Regions from separate parts of the Homo sapiens genome. Here all the other regions are linked to region 1. A link is an interaction called in ENCODE POLR2A ChIA-PET data of the cell type or tissue named here. Cell type or tissue: MCF 10A. All regions are shown on one strand. Each heading gives the region's core, and the rest is flanking DNA. Links, peaks and the distances in the headings are about the cores only.

Region 1 (7,249 bases), core at 1,133-5,132:
CGAATGAGCCTGGTGAGAGATTGCTTGTAATTTTTGCAAGAGATGCATACAATCCTCTGTCATCTTCTACCTCCAGGAGACACTGGTAAATGAAGTCAAACAACTTTTTCTTTGGCACTCTTCTTTATGAATCAGGAGATAATTGGGAAAGACTTCACCGTCCAGAATCACACAGCAACACTTGCCTAAACATACAATGCCTTAATAACTTGCCTTTTTACTGTTTTTCTTTAAAAAGCTGAAAGTGCTTACACTTTCATTTCCTCATTTGTTCTGACATTCCAGTGTGGGTGGGGCAGATTTATGATAACATTATTTATAGATGGAGAAATCGAAATAGAGATTAAATCGCTTAATCAATGTTGCATAGCTGGGGCAGTGGAGCCCACAGTGGAATTTGGTTCTCCAGGCTCCAGCCACGAAGTGGAAAGAACATGAGTTTTGGAATTAGAGGGATCTTTGCACAATCCTGATTCTGCCCCTTAACAAGAATGTGGCCTTAAGTCAATTACTTCACCTAAGTCTCAGTTATCCTCATCTCTAAAATTAAGACCATAAAACCTCATAGCAATGTAGTGAAGATTAATTTAGAAAACGCGTGTAAAGCCTTGGCATAGAGTAATTCCCAAATAATATTAGTTCCACCCCCAACCCAGTATTATCTGGTTACATTTCAGTACAAATTTAAAGTAATCAAAATGAATCCTCCATTATAGTAATTTTTTTTCTAGCCTCATCTTCTTTCACTGAGAGCAAAACATGAATAAAAATCCTTCAATAGGTCATTTAATTCAACGGCAAGAACTTTTGCTCCGGTAAGAGTTATCCCTGTTGGAAAAAATTAGAAAAAAAGAGGAATATGTGGAAGACAAGATATTAGTTCTTAATATCTTATGCAGTGGTTCTTAAACTTGACAGTATATCAGAATCTCCTGGAGGGCCTGTTAAAACACAGATTGCTGGGTCCCACCCCAGAGCTTCTGATTCATAAGATCTGGGGCGGGACCCAGTAATGTGCATCTGTAACAAGTTCACAGATGATGTTGAGAGGCTTAGTCCAGGGACTTCTAGGGGTGGGGCCCAGCAATCTGTTTTAACAAGCCCTTTAGGTGGTTCTGATGCACTCTCAAATTTGAGAACCACTGGGATAGTGGTGAAAAGCATCTGAGAATATGGTCTGCAAATTCAAACCCAGGCGGCTCCATTTACCAGTTAGATGACCAGATTAAATGACTAACCTCTAGCACCTCTGCATCCCACACAGAGCCTGATAATATCTGTGATTCAGGATTCCTCTCACTATCCCTTTAGGCCTTGAGTAAAAAGAGATGTCGGTGAGTCCTGCCAACCCACGCTGTTTTTTACTTCTTCACACTCTGAGGCACAAAAGGCTGCTTGAATTTGAGTATTACGGAAGTATTTGCCAACACTTCTGCGATCACAAAAATAAAGTAAGAAAGCCCTGTAAATAAAGCCAAGAGCAGTGGCATTGTTTGCATCTTAAATTTGTAATAATGGGTTTTCAACTTTTTTCCTTTCCCCTGCCTTTCATAGTAGAAACATTTAAAAATCTTCCCCGCCACCCCCCCCCCCCCCAGTTTCAAGAGATGTTAGTACATTTGTTTTGCAGATAGTATGCATTGCTAAGAGGCTTTTTTTTCTTTCCCTGCATCCCAGATACAGAATCTGCCTCAGATATCTGGTGCCTTTCTGATTTTGTGGCTGAGGAATCCCACGCCCTCCTCCTTTCCATCCCTTTTCCCTGTCTGGTATGTAACTCTGTGGGTCCTCATATTATCACTGCATGGAGCTTCACAAGCACCTGTATTTTTCCAGTTGTAAAAACCCCTACTCTTTCTTTTTTTTTTTTTTTTTTTTTTTGAGACGGAGTCTCGCTCTGTCGCCCAGGCCGGACTGCGGACTGCAGTGGCGCAATCTCGGCTCACTGCAAGCTCCGCTTCCCGGGTTCACGCCATTCTCCTGCCTCAGCCTCCCGAGTAGCTGGGACTACAGGCGCCCGCCACCGCGCCCGGCTAATTTTTTGTATTTTTAGTAGAGACGGGGTTTCACCTTGTTAGCCAGGATGGTCTCGATCTCCTGACCTCATGATCCACCCGCCTCGGCCTCCCAAAGTGCTGGGATTACAGGCGTGAGCCACCGCGCCCGGCCAACCCCTACTCTTTCTTATTTCCTTAACTAATCTTTTCTATTGCCTATTGCTGATGAGGTATAAGAATCGTTAACTTTTATCCAATGCCAGACATTCTGAAATGTTTATCATGCATTATCATTTTGGATTCCTACAATGCAGAGATGATTTTATAACTTGCCAGGGTGAAAAAATAAAAGTAAATAAAAGGAGACAAGCAAAAAGATTCCAGATCCCCACCCCAACCCCCCCAACCCCCCAACCCCAGCTCTCGCCTCTGTTGAAGTCACCAGTGATGACAGAATATAGGAATATAGTTTGAGCCCTGTTTTTAAATAATTTCAAAATCTTGGTATAGGTAGATGAGATTTATACACACGTGAATTAAAATCAACCAACATTTGTGAGATTGGGTTTGGTATCTTTGACCGTTTTTCTCCCCTGCAAGACGTAGATAATAGCACCAACCCCAAGGAGTTTGGGGATGATTAAATAAGTTAATGCACCCGAAGGGACTTAATACAGTGCCTACCACGTAGTAAGCGTTCAATAAATGTTAACTATTATCATTATTTTTTAAAGGAGGCAGATTGGAGCGTAGAGTACACTGAAGGGAGTCGGGAGGCCGGGTGTAGGCACTGGATTCTTGCACCTAATTCTCCGAGCCTCGGTTTCCTTATTTGTAAAATTAGCTGGCTGGAGTAAAACAACTCAAACAGCAGTTAAAGCAAAGGGTGCAGCAGTAGCCGGGGAATCGAGGAGGCGCGGGGCGGAAAGGGTTAGTTAGGAGCCCAGAGGCTGATCTGTGGGCGCCCGGCGAGAGAGGCCCCGCCCCGCCCTGGAGGCCCTGGCAGCTCCGGGCTGAGAGCAGTTCCGGTGCCAAAACCCTTCCCTCCCCCGCTCCCCCGGAAGTGCTTTTCCAAGATTCGGGCCGGAGAGAGGCCTTGTAGGCACAGCGGCTGAGACTCGATCTGCTCCAAGTAGGGGCTCCAGCGCGGGTCGGAGTCTGGGGGTTCGCGCCCGCCGACCCGCGCCCTGCTCCCTCTCAGCACCTGGGCGGACGGTGAGTGGCTAGGGAAACGGACTGGGACGGCCGCGGGCCCGCGTCGGAGCTGGCGTTCTCGTGCCCCCGCTGCCCGCTTCGGGATCCGGGCTGAGGGCTCGGCTGCCGGCGTCCGGGGAAGGGGATTGTCGACCGCCGCGGACTTCTCCGGGCCAGCGGGACGGGAAGAGCTGGCTGTGGGTCCATGGGGTGGGCGGGGCGGAGCCAGGGAGGGGGTTCCCAGAGCTGTTGTTGCTGTTGGGACTCGAGAGTGGGGATGGGCTGGGCCTCTGTTCGTCCGTCCGACCCCCCTCATGTGTGCTGCCCCAAACCTCGCCGCTCCCTAGTTTGGTATTCTGTGTCCGGCCTGGGGTAGTAGCTGGACACCAGACTCAATCTTGGGCTCCAGTTCCCGACTTTTCGCCTCCTCTGGGTCTGTCCTGGGGTCAGTAATTAACCCGGGTCCCAGGGGTGTCGTCTTTTCCCTCCAGGGTGGGGCGCTGCCTGTACATGCCAGGGATCTTTTGCAGGGCTTTTCATCCAGATTTGCTTCAGGGTTGTCCGGGATCGATTTGGACTGGGCTCGGAACCGGTCCTGGATACGTAGGTCGCTGTGGCACCAGCATGCTCTGTATCATCTTTACTCACTTGAAAGCTTGCTGAAGCTGTTGTTGAAGTAAACTTAAAGAAAAAACTTGCTTAAGGAAAATCAGTAGTTTAGACACCCCCTCCCCCGCCTTTTTTTGCAGACATACTAAAAAAAAAAAGATGCTTTTCTCTAATCTACACTCTTAATTCTTTTGGCTATCTGATGTCACAGTTGTATGATGAGTTCATTCAGAGGCTGTACGAATTGATTTTAAAGAGTTGGACAGTTATATCCTTTCTCCCAAAGTTTGTTTACCTTCATATTTGGAACTGTCATTTTTCTTAAGGAAAAATTGTTCTTGGATTTTCTTGAGAGATTCCTTACACTGTTAAAATTGTTGCTGCAATGCAGAGTTTCACACAGGTGGGCAGAGATGTTTTGTTTAAACTTATTCCATGAAGTGTTTACTTCGGATAAACTGAGGATTTCCTAGGGGAGAAAGTGATGTAGGTAGGTTTAGTGAACAGATTTTAGGTAGTAAACTTTACTGCTGAAAGGTTTGTAGGAAATATGGGTTTTCCACAATAAATGGTGATTTAAAAACTTTTTATAAGGGAATGCAGTTACTGCAGATTATTGCTATTAGCAGATGGCCACTGTTTTTGCAGCGTAAAGTATTCACAAATCACCTTCTTGAAACCAGTGACGCTATCTGCAACTCTCATCTTGTGTGTAGATTAGGGTTTATTCTGTAGTTTTTTGGGTACTTATGTCATTCTCTTTCCTCCCACCCCTGAAAGGGGAGGTGGTATCATGAATCAGGAAAAATAGACTGAAGTGACAAGTTCAGTGAGCTTTTCCTATGCAAAGGAAAATTTATTTCAAGGTTGTTGATTTTGAACAGGCAAAGGGTAGATGATTTTTAAAGTCCTTGGAAAAAATTGTGGAGAGATTAGCTGCACAACTTTTCTTTTTCCTCTTCCTTTCTTTTCTTTTTTCTTTCTTTTCGAGACAGCCTCATTCTGCTGCCCAGGCTGCAGCACAGTGGCCCCATCATAGCTCACTGCAGCCTCCAACTCCTGGACTCAAGCAGTCCTTCTGTCTCAGACTCCTGAGTGGCTAGGACTATAGGCACCAACCACCACACCTGGCTAATTTTTTTTTTTTTTTTTTTTGTAGAGCCGAGGTTTCACTATGTTGCCCAGGCTGGTCTTGAACTCCTGGGCTCAAGTGATCCTCCCATCTCGGCCTTCCAAAGTGCTGGGATTACAGTTGTGAGCCACCATCCCCAGCATATTTGCACAACTTTTAAATTTAGATAGAAACTGTAGCTTCTTCCACATGTGAAGTACTTAATTATTTAGAGCATAAGATTGGAATATTGGAATTGAGAGAATCTGGAAAAATAGTTAAGTTAGATGTAGTTACAGATTTGCAGGTATGACAATGTATTTTTAAGGGAAATACTTCAAGAGTTTTAAGAGCAGAGAAAGGTGATTGGGGAAAATCAGATACTGATTGTATTTTTATATTATACAAGTCAATTCAACAAACACTGAGCATTTGCTATGCATGTTATGCTATGTTATGCATAGCATGCTATTTGCTATGCTATGTTAGGTAACTATGTAAGGAGCAAATAAAGGTATAGCCATAACAGTTGAGTTTCATGTTTTGGTAATAATTTCTGAAATCATGAAGAGTTGAGTTGTATTCTTTAGGCATACTAACAATTTTTTTTGTAATTGGGACTTAACATTGGCGATGGGTGTTGAGTGCTTCATGAAAAGCGCTATACTAGGCATTTTAGGATATAAAGATTAAACTTTTGGTTTTTAGGAATTTGAAATCTAGAAGGGGATATAAGATTTGTGTAAACATTTACAACATAAACATTTGTAAATACTTATGGGTGGTTTGAGGTAAAGTTTGGAGTAAATTATACAAAAGAAGAAAGGGTTCATTTTTAGCTTAAGTAATGGAAATTTGTGGAGATAGCTCAGAAGCTACTGTTTATTGAGCATTTACTGAACAGACTTAATGCTAGTTGCTGTTTACAGCATTTTCTTAGCTTCACAGCAATATGTAAGTACCTTAATAATGAGGACAGTGAGGCTCAAATATGTTAAGTTACTTGCCTGGGCTATGTGGCTAGCATGTAACAGCCCCAATTTGAATCCAAATCTGTCTGGTGCCAAAGCCTGTGTGTTTCTACTGCATCATGTTGCTCCCCAATAAACTGGTAACCTGAGTTTAATGTTACAGAGAATAAGACTTTTCTAAGACAAAGATTTATGGATTGGGAGTAGGTGGGTGAAGAAGGCCTTTCAAATAAAGAGAATGATGTGAGCAGAAGTGTGGAGGTGGGAAAGTTCATTGTGTACTTGGAGAAAAGTTAGTGGACCAGATTACCTGGAATATACTGTTCATTTTTGGGAATTAGAGATGAGGTTTGAATTTTAAGTGGGGGCAGGATTGTGGAGCATGTTTAAGTGCTGCTTTTAGAAGTTTGACATTTGGGGAAAAAAAGTTCGACGTTTGGGAGGTAATGAGAAGTTACCAAGGTCTAATAGAGTAGTGTGCAGAATGATTTGATGTGGAAAGCTGACTTTCAATGTAGTATAAATACTGGGCAAGGGCAGTGGTAATGGAATTAGAGTGAAGGCTCTGCAGGACCTCAATGTCGTAGGTGGGTGGCGAGGAGGAGGGGTTTTTGGAGCAGGTTTGGAGGAGATGGAAGGTGAAGATTACACTTTTGTTTTTGAGACAGAGTCTAGCTTTGTTGCCAGGCTGGAGTGCGGTGGCGTGATCTTGGCTCACTGCAACCTCCGCCTCCTGGGTTCAAGTGATTGTCCTGCTTCATCTTCCCGAATAGCTGGGACTACAGGTGCTCACCACCACGCCCAGCTAACTTTTGTATTTTTAGTAGAGACGGGGTTTCACCATGTTGACCAGGATGGTCTCGATCTCTTGACCTCGTGATCCGCCTGCCTCAGCCTCCCAAAGTGCTGGGATTACAGGTGTGAGCCACTGCGCCCAGCTGAAGATTACACTTTTTAAGTGTCGGAGATGTTGACGGTGGTACTCTTACTAGAAATACGGGCAAGGAGGTACGTAATGAGATCAGTTTTGGATTTGTTGACTTTTTTGTATACTTGCCAAACGCTGGAAATGTCCAAAGGCTTTTGGAAATGTGGATTTGTGGTTAAGGGGAGAGGTCAGGACTAGGCATATATTAAACATGGGTTTAGTGAATAATACAAATAGGTGTACTGGTTGAATCTGTGTAAGAAGATGAAAGTGCCAAGGGAGAATGTAGAGGGGAAAGAAAAAAAAAACTTCTGTTTTAAATGGCATCTGTTTAAAACAGAAGGAAATATGCTAAGTGATTTATTTTATGCAGTGGGTAAAGAATTTGATAGTATGTCCACTGCTTCTTCACACTGTAGGTTCACACGGAGTAGAAAGA
Region 2 (7,404 bases), core at 2,130-6,129, 84 kb after region 1:
TTTCTATTTGTTGAGCATCTCCATTTGGATGTCTCACAGACATCAAAGTACATTCAAAACTGAGCTTATGTTTTTCTAAATCTTGTGTCCTTCCTATGTTCCCTGGCTCAATGTATGTACTGTCAACCTCAACTAAAAATGTATTTTCCTTGACTCCTGCTTTCCTTCCCAGTCTAATCAATCATCAGGTGTTATTAAGGCTAGCACTTAAGTATCACTCTAATCCATCCTTTTATTTTTTTCCATCTTCATTGTTTAGTAACTTAATTCAGTCCTCATAGTTATTGCATGCAACAACCACTTCCAAACCTGCAAAAACCATATGAAGTGTAGGGAGTGTTGGTAGGAAATATTTTTAACTCAACCTGTGAGGAAATACAGATTCAGAGAAGTTAAGTAAGAACTCAGATCTCTCTAGTGTCTTACATATTTTAACTAAGTCTAAAATGAAAGGCTTTGTTTTTAGCATTCTAAATTTCTCCAGAAGACATTATCTCCAATAATACCAGCCTGGGCGGTGGAGCAAGACCTGTCTCAAAACATACAATACCACCAAAGCCTTTCATTTTAAATTCTAATGTAGTGTTTAAAGTACATTTAGATAGCAGAGATATTGTATGCCATTTGTCAATTACATGAGGATTAAAACCTCACCTGAGCCATACTGCACTTTCTATTTAGAAGGATGAATCATTTCTGGGAATACAGTTTTGTAATTTACATGTGGAAAATTTAAAACTTTAAGGCTTCAACATGAGTATTTTATGTACATAATTATAGGAAACCAATATTCTTTGTAGCTGTTGAATTAAGTTCAAAGACCTTTCAAAGATAATTCTAAGTCTTTTTAAAAAGATTATTTAAAGTACACAGCTTTTCAGCCAGTATTGGTGAAGAAACATTTTGAGAGTATGACGGAATAAAACATCTTCTTAGAAATTTCAGCTGTTTTTTGTTGAGATTTGTTCTCTTCACATGTGTCTTTAAAAAAAAGAAAAAAGAAAGGAAGAAAGAAATATTCTCAAAGTTGCTTTCAAATCCCAGCACTTTGGGAGGCCGAGGCAGGAGTATTGCCTGAGGCCGGGAGTTCTAGACCCCTTGGGCAACATTGTGAGACCTTGTCTCTACAAAACATTTAAAAAATTAGCTGGGTGTGGTGGTATACGCCTGTAGTCCTAACTACTTTGGGAGGCTGATTCGGGAGGATCACTTGAGCCCAAGAGGTTAAGGCTGCAGTGAGCTTTGATCGCCCCACTACACTGCAGCCTGGGCAATGGAGCGAGACCCTGTCTCAAAACAAACAAACAAACAAACCCAACTACCAGTAATTATATGTTATTGTAAGTTGTTTTCAGAGGGATGAGCTCAAGTGTAGTTATGAATGTGGCTCTTCAGAATTACCTTCACCATGGAAGATTGATATATGTTTAAATTAAGATCCAGATAAATATGAAGGAAAGCAGACCATGAAACCTTTAGAGGAAGGATGCATATTGGCTTTGTTAATGTGGTAGAGAGGAAAACTGAACATTCTAAATTTGGCTTCTAGTAAAATTTTGATTGATTTCTTCACCTTCATTTCCCTATTGAAAAATGGGGAAAATAGTTCCCAGCAGTCTGCATTATGAGATTGTTTTTTAGATCAGTATTTAAGAAGGGCTCAAAAGAACATCACATCAGTCGTGGATGCTCTGGAATCCTACCACTTGATAGTAACTATCTTCAACATCTGGGAAGGAGTAAAGAAAAGATGGTCCAAACAACTTTTCATTTCTGTTATTTGTAATGTGTTGATAGTTCTTTCATTGACTGTATGGCATGTTTTATGGATCCTAAGAAACATTTTCCAATTTTATTCACTAAAATTTGGGTGTGTCTTACAATTAGTGGCATATTACAGTTAAATTGACTTTTTTTCTTTCTCAGTGGTATATAAAATATCAGTCTTAAAATCAGTCATCTCTGGCCGGGCACGGTGGCTCATGCCTGTAATCCCAGCACTTTAGGAGGCCAAGGCGGGCAGATCACCTGATGTCAGGAGTTCGAGACCAGCCTCAACATGGAGAAACCCCGTCTCTACTAAAAATACAAAATTATCCGGGCATGGTGGTGCATGCCTGTAATCCCAGCTACTCGGGAGGCTGAGGCAGGAGAATTGCTTGAACCTGGGAGGCGGAGGTTGCAGTGAGCCAAGATCATGCCATTGCATTCCAGCCTGGGCAACAAGAGCGAAACTCCGTCTCAAAAAAAAAAAAAAAAAAAAAAAAATCATGTCTCAGCTTTGATTAAAAACAGGATATATGTCTATTAATATTCAAAATAACAACAATAACAGTACAGTGACCACCATACCTGAGGATCACTTTTTTGGTAGGTAGCCTCTACTTTCTTAAACACAACCAAGAACTGGAAAGTAAGAAACAAAGGCTTCTGATGCTTAAAATCACTGTTACAGAACTCATGAAGTAAAGGCCAGGTACTTAAACTTACAAGATCCCTTTGCCTCTGAGTGTAGTGTCTTATTTTGTAGTTCATTAAGTTAATCCTAGGTATCTTATTACAGAGTCCACAGGGATTCAAAAGAGTAAACTATGGGAGGCTGAGGTGGGCAGATCTGAGGTCAGGAGTTCAAGACCAGCCTGGACAACATAGTGCAACCCTGTCTCTACTAAAAATACAAAACTTAGCTGGGCGTGGTGGCGCATGCCTGTAATTCCAGCTACTTGAGAGGCTGAGGCAGGAGAATTGCTTGAACCCAGGGGGCAGAGGTTGCAGTGAGCCAAGATCGCACTGTTGCGCTCCAGCCTGGGTGACAGAGCGAGACTCCATCTCAAAAAAAAAAAAAGTAAACTAAAAAGGAATGCATATAAATGTTTATTAAGTGGTGGTTCTAGGACTTACTGTACTTTGTGCTGAGAATGAGTGACCCATAAACAAATAATTAAAAATTATTTTTTAAAAATAACACAAAACTCAGAACAGGCCACTTAGAGCTATTTTTGTTTTTGTTTTTGTTTTTGTTTTTAGACGGAGTCTCAGTCTCACTCTGTTGCCCAGGCTGGAGTGCAGTGGCACAATCTCGGCTCACTGCAACCTCCGCCTCCCAGGTACACAAGATTCTCCTGCCTCAGCCTCCCGAGTAGTTGGGATTACAGGCGCCCACCTCCACGCCCGGCTAATTTTTTGTATTTTTAGTAGAGACGGGGTTTCACTGTGTTAGCCAGGATGGTCTCGAACTGCTCACCTCATGATCCGCCTGCCTCAGCCTCCCAAAGTGCTGGGATTACAGGCATGAGCCACTGCGCCTGGCCCACTTGGAGCTATTTTAGGAGGAGCTTGCAACCTATGTCAGTTACGCTGATTACAGCTTAGAAGAAATTTCTTATCAAAATGTAATCTGATTCCACTAGCACTTTCTTTAAGGGACAATATGATTGTACCTTTAAATTTTGATTGGAGAATATTGTTGATTAAATTTTCCCTTCTTATGGCTTAATGGAATTACTAGAACGTATTTTTCCTTGAAAGTATCAGGAAAAAAAAAAACAACTTTTGGGAGGCATCTGTTACACATCTGAAATAGGATTTGATTCTGTAATTCCAGTGGTCTCTAGACCTAGATAATTCTACCCATGTTGCTAGATGGCACCAGGGTGCCATTTTTAGGCCTTAGGGCTAAGGAATGGGCGTAGGTGGTAGGGAGGTGTTAGGAAAGAAGTAGGGAAGAAAAACTTTGGGAACATATTGTGGTACTGAAGACTGTCTCTAGGAGTTCTCAGTGGGCAGTTGCATACCAGGTGTCCAGCTGCATTATTTATGTTTGAAGTAAACCCAGGCTGTGTGTCTCCATGAATTCATAGTATTGGGGGCTTTTCAAGACATTCATTCCCCTAAGATGTGAATTTTGAGCATAGCTTGTTGGCCTCAGGCACTTTAACCTGAGAGTAGATGTTAAGTTCTGCTTGTTGGCAGGTTTCCAGCATTTACTCATTAGAGTTTCCCTACTTAAATGCTCCTGGCAGTTTCCCTTGGCCACTGTGTTCTTCACAGTCTGCCCAAACGTGTTTTGTATGTAGTCTGCTTTTGGGCTCTGCTTAGACACTTACAGCTTTTGTTTCTAAAGAACCCTTCAGTAAGTATTGATTTGTATTTTCTTTAGTTAATAATTCATTGATTATAAAAGCTATTCAAACACTAGAAAACATAAAAAGAAAAAATCCTTTTCATTCTACCACCAAATTAATCAGTGTTAACATTTTAGGGTGTGTTCATCTAGTCTCTTTTTGTGGGTTTATGTATTTTATGTGGAGGTAGGGGAGAGAAAAATAGGTGTAAAACATTATTTTGTAAAAATGCAAATCCTCTCAAGTTTGCTACTGGGTGTGAAGAGCAACTTTTAAAATAAAATTTTGTAGAATAATTTTAGAATGTTAAGTTGCAAAGATAGTACAGAGATTCCCATATACCCTTCACCTAGCTTCCCCTAATGTTAACATCTTACATAACCGTGACATATTTGTCAAAACTAAGAAATTAATACTAGTACAATACTATTAACTAAACTACAGACTATTTACATTTCTTCTGTTTTTCTAATGTTCTTTTTCTGTTCCAGGATCCAACCTAGGGATACATATTGCATTTAGTGGTTTGTTGTTGTTTTGAGACAGTGTCTTACACTGTTGCCCAGGCTAGAGTGCAGTGGCATGATCACAGCTCACTGCACTGTTGGCCTCCTGGGCTCAAGCGATCCTCTCACCTCAGCCTCCCCAGTAGCTGGGATTACAGGCATTCGCCACCACGCCCAGCTAACTTTTTTTTTTTTTTTTTGTAGAGACAGGATCTCACTAAGTTGCCCAGGCTGATCTTGAATTCCTGGGCTCAAGCAGTCCTCCCTACTTGGCCTCCTAAAGTGCTGGGATTGTAGGTGTGAACCACGTGCTCAGCCCAGCTTTATTTTTTTTAATAATATTTTTTTTTACCTTTTTTCGTTTTTCTTTTTTTTGAGACGGAGTCTCACTGTCACCCAGGCTGGAGTGCAGTGGCGCAATCTCAGCTCACTGCAACTTCTGCCTCCCAGGCTCAAACAATTCTCCTGACTCAGCCTCCCGAGTAGCTGGGATTACAGGCATGTGCCACCATGCCTGGCTAATTTTTGTATTTTTAGTAGAGATGGGGGTTTCATCATGTTGGCCAGGCTGGTCTCAAACTCCTAACCTTAGGTGATCTGCCCGCCTCAGCCTCCCAAAGTGCTGGATTACAGGCATGAGCCACTGTGCCCAGCCCTTTTTTCTTATACTTAATTTTATATCATGAACATTTTGTCTTTGTCATTAAATAGCTTTTGAACAATACTTATTTTAAGAGCTCTATAAAAGTTAATCACAGGGATAGATGTGCTCGGATGCAAACTTTTCTGGTAAACTTTTTGTTGTTGGCATTTCATGAGGGGGAATGTTACAAAACGTATATACAATTGACCCTTTAACAACACAGGGTTTGAACCGTATGGATCCACTTATAGATGGATTTTGTCAACCAGAAAGTATTTGTGGGATGCGAAATTTCCATATACAAAGGGCTGACTTTTCATACACACAGATTCCACAGGGATGACTGTGGCACTTGAGTGTGCACGTGTTTTGGTCCATACAGAGGCACTGGAACCAATACCCAGATACACCAAGGGATGACTATACAGAACAAACATTTTTATTAGTGGGATACTTGAATCGGGTGTGTTAGATTGTAACAGTTATTTTGAGTGCACTGCTCTAGAAGTAGAGAATAAATAGGCAAATTTAGTTTTCTTTGAGAATATATTTAACAATATTTTAGGTTGATTTAAATGCAGAAACATTTAAATGAGCTATTTGTGAAACAGTTTGTTTTGGGGGTTATAGTTGCTTGGCATTTGGCATAGCTTCTTTTGATCAGTGTGTGTGTGGCGGGGGGGGGGGCGGTGTACACATGGTATACACATTTCATGTGCACATAGTCAATATTAGACTTTAAAAAAAAATTAGAGATGATGTCCTGCTATGTTGCACAGGCTGGTCTCAAAGTCCTGGCCTCAAGCAATCCTCCTGCCTCAGTCTTCCAAAGTACTGGGATTACAGGCGTAAGCCAGCACACCTGGCCCATATTTAGACTTTTAATATTAGTCTAGTAACATCATATCCAACTGAGTTTGGAAATACAGATTTATAGTAAATTGTGCTTATACATTTCTATATTCAGTTTTGAAAAATATCTTTTAATTTACTTTTCTTTCTTTCTTTCTTTCTTTTTTTTTTTAAGTCTCACTCTGTTACCAAGCCTGGAGTGCAATGGCGAGATCTCAGCTCACTGCAGCCTCCACCTCCCAGGGTCAAGCGATTCACATGTCTCAGTCCCCTGAGTAGCTGGGACTACAGGCATGTACCATCGCACCCGGCTAATTTTTGTATAGAGACGGGGTTTCATTGTGTTGGCCAAACTGGTCTTGAACTTCTGACCTCAAGTGATCTGCCTGCCTTGGCCAAAGTGCTGGGATTACAGGCGTGAGCCATCGTGACCAGCTTTTGCTTACTTTTCTGTTATCCAACATTAATGTTTATTTAGTTCTAGGTTAAAGTATCATATATAAAAAGTGAAGATGCCTAGGGATTTTCTTACGTGTCTTTTAGTGTTTTATTGATGTTTATGGTTTGAATAATATTAGTTCGTGTATTTAACATGAATCTTGAAATTAGAGTGACTTGGATTTAAATTTTGTTGTTTTAAAAAATAAAGCCATGAAGCCAAATGCTTTTTAAGAACTATTAGGTATACCATATTAAGGAAAATATTATAAAATTCGTACTGTGGTTTTACCTCCTACAGTTGCTCAGTTTAGTAAAAACTTCATTGTCTATAAACATGAGTGTAATAGAAAAAACTGAATTGATTTTAAGTTACTCAGTGATTACATTAAGAACAACTTGGCATTTATTTGGGAAATAACAATTCCTTTGAATTTCACAGTATTTTTTAGTAAATGGGTATTGGGTTAAAGATTTTATATATGTGTTTTTCATAAGTTAAGTATTTATTATGCTAGAGTTCTGTCCCTGCTAAGGGATTAGTGTTTATTAGTAAATTTCTAAACTAGAGGTTTATTATGAAGGTTAAGTGACCCTTTATTAATTTGACACAGTTGTAAGATTAATACATAGAAATTATCACTGAGCTAAAGAATAAAAACATGGAATTTTGATCTACAATGTTTACAGAAAACTGAATGCACTGACTCTATGAGATCAAATCTATTCATTCAGATTTTCAGAGTTAATGATAATCGTTTTCTAGAGAGTACCTCTACTTTCTTACTGCTACCTTAAAAGCACACACCTTTGCTTTCTGTGGTGCGATCTGTGAATTTTT
Region 3 (7,404 bases), core at 1,164-5,163, 64 kb after region 1:
AAAGAGTATAAAATCTATTTGACTTAACAGCTGTTTTAGAATATAAAAATTGCCACATATCATCAGGTACCTAGCAAAATGACTTGATATTTAGAGAATAGAATAAGTATTTTTGTAATAAAAGTAATACATTTTGGTTTTTTATAACACATACTTTTGTTATTAGAGACCAACTGTCTCTCAAGCTTTCGTAATATCAAATGTCATAGCGTAATATTCTGAATGTACTCTGTTAGCATTTTGTAATTTTTCATTTTTAGTAGACTGTCTTGAAACTAACATTTCCACTTTCTACCTGAAATTTTTTTAGGAACAAAATTGTATCTGTTTTTCTCAGAAGAGAATTCCACAAGGTAAGAAATTGTAAATATAGTAATAAAACTAATATTGTTGAGTAAGGCTTAATTGCTCCTGATTTTTAAAAATTTGTTTCCATGTATTTATTTAATATCTTTTCTTTATTATGGGATTCTCACTAATTTATTAGCCACTGTTTTACTATGTCAGAATTTGCTAGCAAGACACAGATCATCTTGTTTGAATTTAGGATAAAAGGGAATGATAAAAGTAGTCACCTTTAAAATTCAAATACTGCTTCTCATGGTCAGAGCTTATTGAGTGGGTTTATCCTTTTTAGGAAAAAAGTTCTTCCATTGGGGCTCATTTATCTTTTACTCAGTGGACATTGCCTACGTGACTTGGAGGAGTAGAGGGTTCATAGGAGCTCTCTTAGGGGCTGGTAGATTTGTTTGTTTGTCTGGTAAGGGTTGCATCCTCCAGAGGGGAGGAATGCTGTGTCCTTGCATGGCAGAAGGTGGAGGGCAAGCAAAACTAATGCTGAGCAAAGCTTCTTTTATAAACGCCTTAATTAGGTCATGAGGAAGGAGCCCACATTACCTAGTCACCTCCTAAAGGTCCCGTCTCTTAATACTATCACATTGGCCATTAAATTTCAGCATCTGAATTTTAGAAGGGACACATTCAAACTATAGCAGGAAGGGAATTCACACATCTGCTGAAAGTGAAGCCAAGATTAGGGCTTTTTAAAATAAGTATTAATTTATATATCAGCACTTAAGTATTTATAAGATCTTTGGTGGGAAGACCAGAAAGTACTGAAGTTGATATTGACTTGTTATTCTATTCATTGTTGAATAATCCCGCCATCCTTTTTAAAAACTAAGAGAATTATACATCAGGTAACATAGTTCCTTTCTCCAGTTTCTTTAATTTTGAGTCTTTTGTATGGCATAGTAATTTTCTTATTCTTACTTTGATGTGTTACCACACTGCATAAATAGAATAGATAGTATTCTCATTTTACAAATGAGGAAACCAGTAGTAGGATTGGCTTTAGGTTCTTTTACTAATCTTATACTGCCACCCTATCAGCTGATACTTTCCTGTATATAAAAGGTATAACAACTAGGATAGTCTTAACTTGAAAGAAGTTGTTTCTAACCAGGAAGAACCTCATAGCCTGAGAAGTTTAAAAAACACACATATACAGACAAAAATATAAGCAGTGAATACTGTAGGCCATAGTCAAAGGAACATTTATTAATGTGGAAGGTCCACCTCTGTTATATAGAAAAGTATTTCAGAAGTATTTCCAATTTAGAATGAATGCCATAAATTTAAGTTGTCTAGGTTTTTTTTTTTTGAGATGGTGTTTTGCTCTTGTTGCCCAGGCTGGAGTGCAATGGCGCGATCTTGGCTCACCACAGCCTCCGCCTCCTGGGTTCAAGTGATTTTCCTGCCTCAGCCTCCTGAGTAGCTGGGATTACCGGCACGCACCACTGTGCCTGGCTAGTTTTGTATTTTTAGTAGAGACGGGGTTTCTCCATGTTGGTCAGGCTGGTCTCGAACTCCCGACCTCAGGTGATCCGCCTGCCTTGGCCTCCCAAAGTGTTGGGATTACAGGTGTGAGCCACCACGCCTGGCCATATTTCTAGTTTTGAGCATGCCTGTTTACTTAAAGGTTATGTGTCTAGTTTTGATGGGTGGGAAATTAGAATTTCATCGGGGTGATGAAATGAGCAATTTGATCTTGTGTTTTTCAGAATATAGTAATCCCCTCCCCGCCAAATTATTTGTTTGTAGTGTGAAAATCAGGTATACTGGATTATAAACCAGTATCTTCCGTCCCAAAAGGCTTAATTTGGTTCAGACACTGCTTTATTGTTAGAGGCAGAGATTTAGATTGTTTTTGAGGAATCCAGTGCTATTCTAGGTCATTTTAGGTCTGAAGGGTCTTCAGATATGTAATAGTAACCACTTGGCTTACACCTAGCTTACATTTAAGCCTGTGGAAAGACTGAGAGAGATTTCACATGTAGGTGGTGGAATATGGAAATGCAGATTGATAGTCTACTTGGAGTTATGGGTCTTTGAAGTTTAGCAGTCTTTTTGTTGTTCAAAAATACACTATGACATTAAAAAGACGTGGGTCTTCTGACCCTGATGTCTTATTGTGTATTAGGGCTTCAGGTGTTACAGTTCATTTTAACTGAGGTTGAACGTAATACACAAAAATGTGGATTGTTTTATAGTTTATAAAAGAACAGTTATTTTAGGTACCTTTTTGTTTCATGTTCCACTCTTAGAGTTCCTTATTAGCTGGCTTGATTTTATTTTTTCAGCTACGTGCTTTTAGATTAAAAAACAAAAAAACAAAATTCAGAATAGGTTGAAACTCAACACAAATTGCTGCCACGTAACAAAAGTGCTGATCAAGTTAAATCAACCCCTGTAATGTGTACTGAAAGGAAAACCTCTCCTCTCTCCCCCAATTTGAAGAACAAGCATTTTCCCTGCCAAGAAGTACTGACTTTAAATGGACCAGCTGTCCATATTAGGAGTACAGGGTTGCTAAGGTGACCATGGCTGTTTGGAGAAGAATGCAGCTGAGAGGGCAAGTTCTCGATGTGTGAGCTGAGGGAAGGAATGTGGTGTGATTATGCATCATTCCTCCTAATCACATGCTCACAAAGTGCTGTGTGGGCAGCATGTAGAAACTACAAGTCTGAGCGCTGGAGCTTGTGTGTGGTTAAAAGCATTTTGTTTTCATGTAAGCCACAGGCTTACAGTTTAGATGAAAAAGGTCTGCCTTGTATGTATGTGTGTGTTTGGGGTTAAAGTTGGGGACGGTGCTTTGATGGTAGATGAAATGGCAATGAATTTATTTTGCTTGATAGATACATATTTTTATTGTTTTTTAAATTATTTATCTTGGAATAAATGTCATCTTTCCAGTTGATCCTTTTCAGTCATATATACAGTATTAATAGTCCCAAGTAAATGATGTGTTCCTTGTAATTGTGTATTTCTTTGGCACTGTAATTTCAGAATGATTTGGAAATTCCTAAAAATGTGTTGTCTACTTGTTCCATTTCTTCTTTTTAAAAAACTGAGTGTTTTTTCCTCAAGGCATCCAAAGATAGGTTCTGGGCGTATCTGACAAATAAGTAGCCAATTTGGTAAAAATAATGATTCAAGGACAGTGAGAATGGTCAAACTAACATCCCATTTACCTGAGATGCTGTTAAGATTTTACTGTGGGCACCATTACTAATACTTGAAATGAGATCTAGATACAGGCGTTGATGTAGATACTTAAATGAAATGTGTTATTTTTGTTTTTTATCCTTTTTTGTTAATCCCTACAGTGATGTGTTGATCTTAAATGAGGGCGTAAATGTGATGTATTTAAGATGTGAAGTAGCTTGAACAGTGGCAGCCCTGTATTACATGAGCATCATATTATTTTTCATAATCAGATAGTCTCTTTGCTTTGAAATGATTGCTGTTAAGTGATTAATTTATAAAATATGGAGGGAAATGAAAGGATTCAAATAATTTGACCTCTTGGGCTCAAGCAATCCTCCCACCTAGAATATGGCTAATTTTTATAAATGTTCCATGTGTATTTAGAAAGAATGCAGCTTTTTCGGTTATTAAGTACAGTGTTATATTTATGTCTAAGAACTTGTTAATTGTTCTCTTCATATCTTCTCTGTCTTGGTTTTGTTTTGGATTCGGGTTTAGTTTTATTTGGGGACTGATTTATGAGTTTCTCTAGTAAGAAAGACATGGTAATTAATGTCTCTCACCATGGCTATGGGTTTGTCAGTTTCTCCTTATAGATGTGTTAATTTTTGCTTTATTTATTTTGAATGTATGCTATTAAGTACATTAATAATAAGCCAAAATAATTAAACAATTTAGAATTAGAATTGTTTTATCTGTTTGTTGAATTGAATTTTTATCATTATGAAAGGGCCCTCTATCTGAACACACTTTTAGCCTTACAGTTTTTTTTTAATTGTTGTTATTGCTGTTTTCTTGGATTAATATAGCTAGTATAGTTTTCTTTTGGTTACTGTAGTATTTTCATTCTTTTTTTTTTTTTTTTTTTTTTTTTTTTTTTTTTTTTTTTGGAGACGAAGTCTTACTCTGTTACCCAGGCTGGAGTGTAGTGGCATGATCTCAGCTCACTGCAACCTCCATCTCCTGGGTTCAAGGAATTCTCGTGCCTCAACCTTCTGAGTAGCTGGGATTACGTGTGTGCACCACCATGCCTGGCTAATTTCTGTTTTTTAAGTAGAGATGGGGTTTCCCATTTTGGCCAGGCCAGTCTCGAATTCCTGACCTCAGGTGATCGCCCGCCTCAGCCTCCCAAAGTGCTGGGATTACAGGCGTGAGTCCCCGCACCCGGCCAGTATTTTCATTCTTTAGTTTTTCATGTATTTTGATTGGAGTTTTGTAAATAGAATAAGGTTGAGTTTTATTTTTGTTCTGAATGACAATCTTTATTTTTTAACTGGAGAACTTTAGTCAATTGTGTTACCGATAGATTTAGTTTTTTTTTTTTTAATTTTTTTTTTTCTTTTTTGAGACAAGATCTCACTCTGTTGCCCAGGCTGGAGTGCAGTGGCACGATCCTTTAGCCTCGATCTGCTGGACTCAACGATCCTCCCACCTCAGCCTCTCAAGTAGCTGGGACCACAGGCATGCGCTACTGTGCTGGGCTGATTTTTTAATTTTTTAGAGATGTTATCCCACTATGTTGCTTAAGTTGGTCTTGAATTCCTGGACTCAAGTGTTCCTACTGCCTCAGCCTCCCAAAGTGTTGGAATTACAGATGTAAGCCACCGTGCCCAGCTCTGATTTACGTGTATTTCTGTCCCCTTCTGTGGTTTTTCTATTTATCCAATTCTTCCTCTCATTCTTGCCAGTCTTTTGTGTTGAGTTGGACATATATATTTGTCTCATTCCATCTCCTCTCCATACCTTGCATGCATGTATACTTGTTTATAATTAATATATTATTTATTCTTTTAGTGGTTGCTCTGGCTATTTTAACATGCTTTTCTTAGGAAAGTCCAATTAATCAGTATCTTTAACCTATTCCTGAATAATGTAGTAACTTAGCATGCTCTGGTTGTCCTCCTCCCAACCTGTAACAGTGTTGTCTGTTATCTTAGTTTTGGCATATTCTTCTTATGCACACATACAGAATTTTAGACAAATTACTGTTTTAGGTAGTAAACCTTTGTTTAAATTTATTTACCTAATTACTGTTTTCTTGGCTTATTGTTCCTTTTTGGATCTGAGACCTTTCTTCTATGATAATTTTTTTTTTTACCTGAGGTACGTTCTTTAGAATTTCCTTTAGTGAAGATCCTTTGGTGAAACAGACACTTTTTTCTTTGTTTAAAGATGTCTTTATTTCATCTTCATTCTTGAAAGGTAGTTTCTCTGTGTGTAGAATTCTGTTTTCTCATGATATTGAAGACATTATTCCAGTACTTTGACTGCTAGTATTGCTGTTGAAAAGTCTTAATTGCCCTTCCTTTGTAAGTAATAACCCTTTTATTTGGCTGTGTTAAGCCTTTTTTTTTCCTTCCCATTTAGTGTTTTGCAGTTTTGTATAATGTATTGAGGGCGTTATTTTTTTCATTCCATCATTTTATTTTTTGTAATCCCACTTGGGATTCTTTGGGCTTCCTGGATCTGAGGATAATAATAATGTCTTTGAATAATTGTGGAAAATTCTTAACCATTATCTCTTTGAATAATGCCTCTTATTTTCTCCTTCTATAACTCTAATTAGACATATAGTCTATTTTTCATGTTACTTATGCCTTTTCATCCTTTTTCGTCTCCACAAACTCATTTAAGAGCTGGCTTATAGTTATAAATTCTTGCAGGAGATTTTCTTCTTTCTACCATCATCAAGATCAAGCAGGCAAGTTTACTTGCTGTCATCTTCTGCAAGGTAGGTTTACTGCTCATTCATTTGTACTTTGTGGATTTTGGGATTTGCAACTGTATGGAAGGCAGTCTTGATCTATATAGTCTGTCTCCCGCAGTCTGCAGTTTTCTAAGCAGCATTATGAAATTACCTTAAAGTCAAGAGCCACCTTTCGTAGCTTTTTACATTTGTGCCAAAATAGGAAAATGTTTAATAATAAAATTAAAAAAACAAATTTTATATATATATATATATATATATATAGCATTGCAGATTATATATATATATACATATATATATAAAGCATTGCAGATTCCAGCAGTAGAGCCAGTCTGGACATCTAACCTACCATGTTGCTAGAAATAGAATTCCTTGATCCATTTCAAATAACATACAACTTACGTAAGGTTTGTATGAGAAACATAATACAGAATGCTAATCGGCGGTCTCCCATTAACAAAAAAAGGCCCTGGCCTTAAGTTTGGTAAATTCATGCCTTTTTATATGTTTAAGCTAAAATAAAATGATTCATGCCTTTTTATATGTTTAAGCTAAAATAAAATGATTCATGCCTTTTTATATGTTTAAGCTAAAATAAAATGTTTAAGGTAAGGAGTGTGTGTGGGGGTGGTATGTGTGTTTTAATTTCCTGCCTTATCCAACTAACTTCATGTCCATTTGAATTAAGATGGATTCTATTGGACTTCCTCTTTTATTCCTCACATTATACATTTGTCACCTTTTTCTCTTTGCAACAAAAATGGCATGTGTTAAGTTTATATTTTTAAAAATTTAGGTTCCCTTATATTATTCAGATGCATTATTTTCAAAACACATTCATAAAAAGTGATAATACCCTATCTATAATTATATTAATCTTTCAACTTCATAGTCGTAGTCTATTCTCCATGAGTTTATTTCTATATTTTGTTATGCAAATTCTCCACAAAATAACATAACATTTAGTTACACAGAGGCCCTCCTAGATGCCATGACACCCCGGTAGCAAGAGCACACCAAGAACCCAAATCTTGGTTTCTAATACAAGTTGATTATCCTTATCCTTATCCTTATCCTAAATGCTTGGGATCAGATGTGTTTTGGATTTCAAGGTTTTTGTTTTGTTTTGTTTTGAGACAGAGTCTCAC

Evidence for each region. Peaks named below come from ENCODE experiments on the same cell type or tissue, not always from the same donor. Only the 100,000 strongest peaks of a DNase experiment are listed, where the experiment ranks them.
Region 2: POLR2A ChIA-PET joins it to region 1 with 21 read pairs; 10 of 35 experiments call an interaction of 5 or more read pairs at or near these places.
Region 3: POLR2A ChIA-PET joins it to region 1 with 11 read pairs; 14 of 35 experiments call an interaction of 5 or more read pairs at or near these places.

Annotation. Positions count from the first base shown.
Region 1 is chr12:69,467,319-69,474,567 of GRCh38, forward strand. FRS2 (fibroblast growth factor receptor substrate 2) reads left to right here and starts at 3,070. Exons shown (of 9, transcript NM_001278356.2): 1 at 3,070-3,212. RefSeq lists enhancers at 1-70, 2,741-3,242, 3,414-3,463. In MCF 10A, for the core only: a CTCF peak has its summit at 3,665; DNase peaks (open chromatin) are centred at 3,043 and 3,653.
Region 2 is chr12:69,550,060-69,557,463 of GRCh38, forward strand. All of the region lies in intron 3 of FRS2 (fibroblast growth factor receptor substrate 2), which reads left to right. Among named protein-coding and RNA genes, the nearest start is that of MIR3913-2, 31 kb to the right of the region's middle. In MCF 10A, for the core only: no CTCF peak of the experiment used is centred there; a DNase peak (open chromatin) is centred at 3,982.
Region 3 is chr12:69,531,704-69,539,107 of GRCh38, forward strand. It overlaps FRS2 (fibroblast growth factor receptor substrate 2), which reads left to right. Exons shown (of 9, transcript NM_001278356.2): 3 at 311-353. Among named protein-coding and RNA genes, the nearest start is that of SNORA113, 20 kb to the left of the region's middle. In MCF 10A, for the core only: no CTCF peak of the experiment used is centred there; a DNase peak (open chromatin) is centred at 2,948.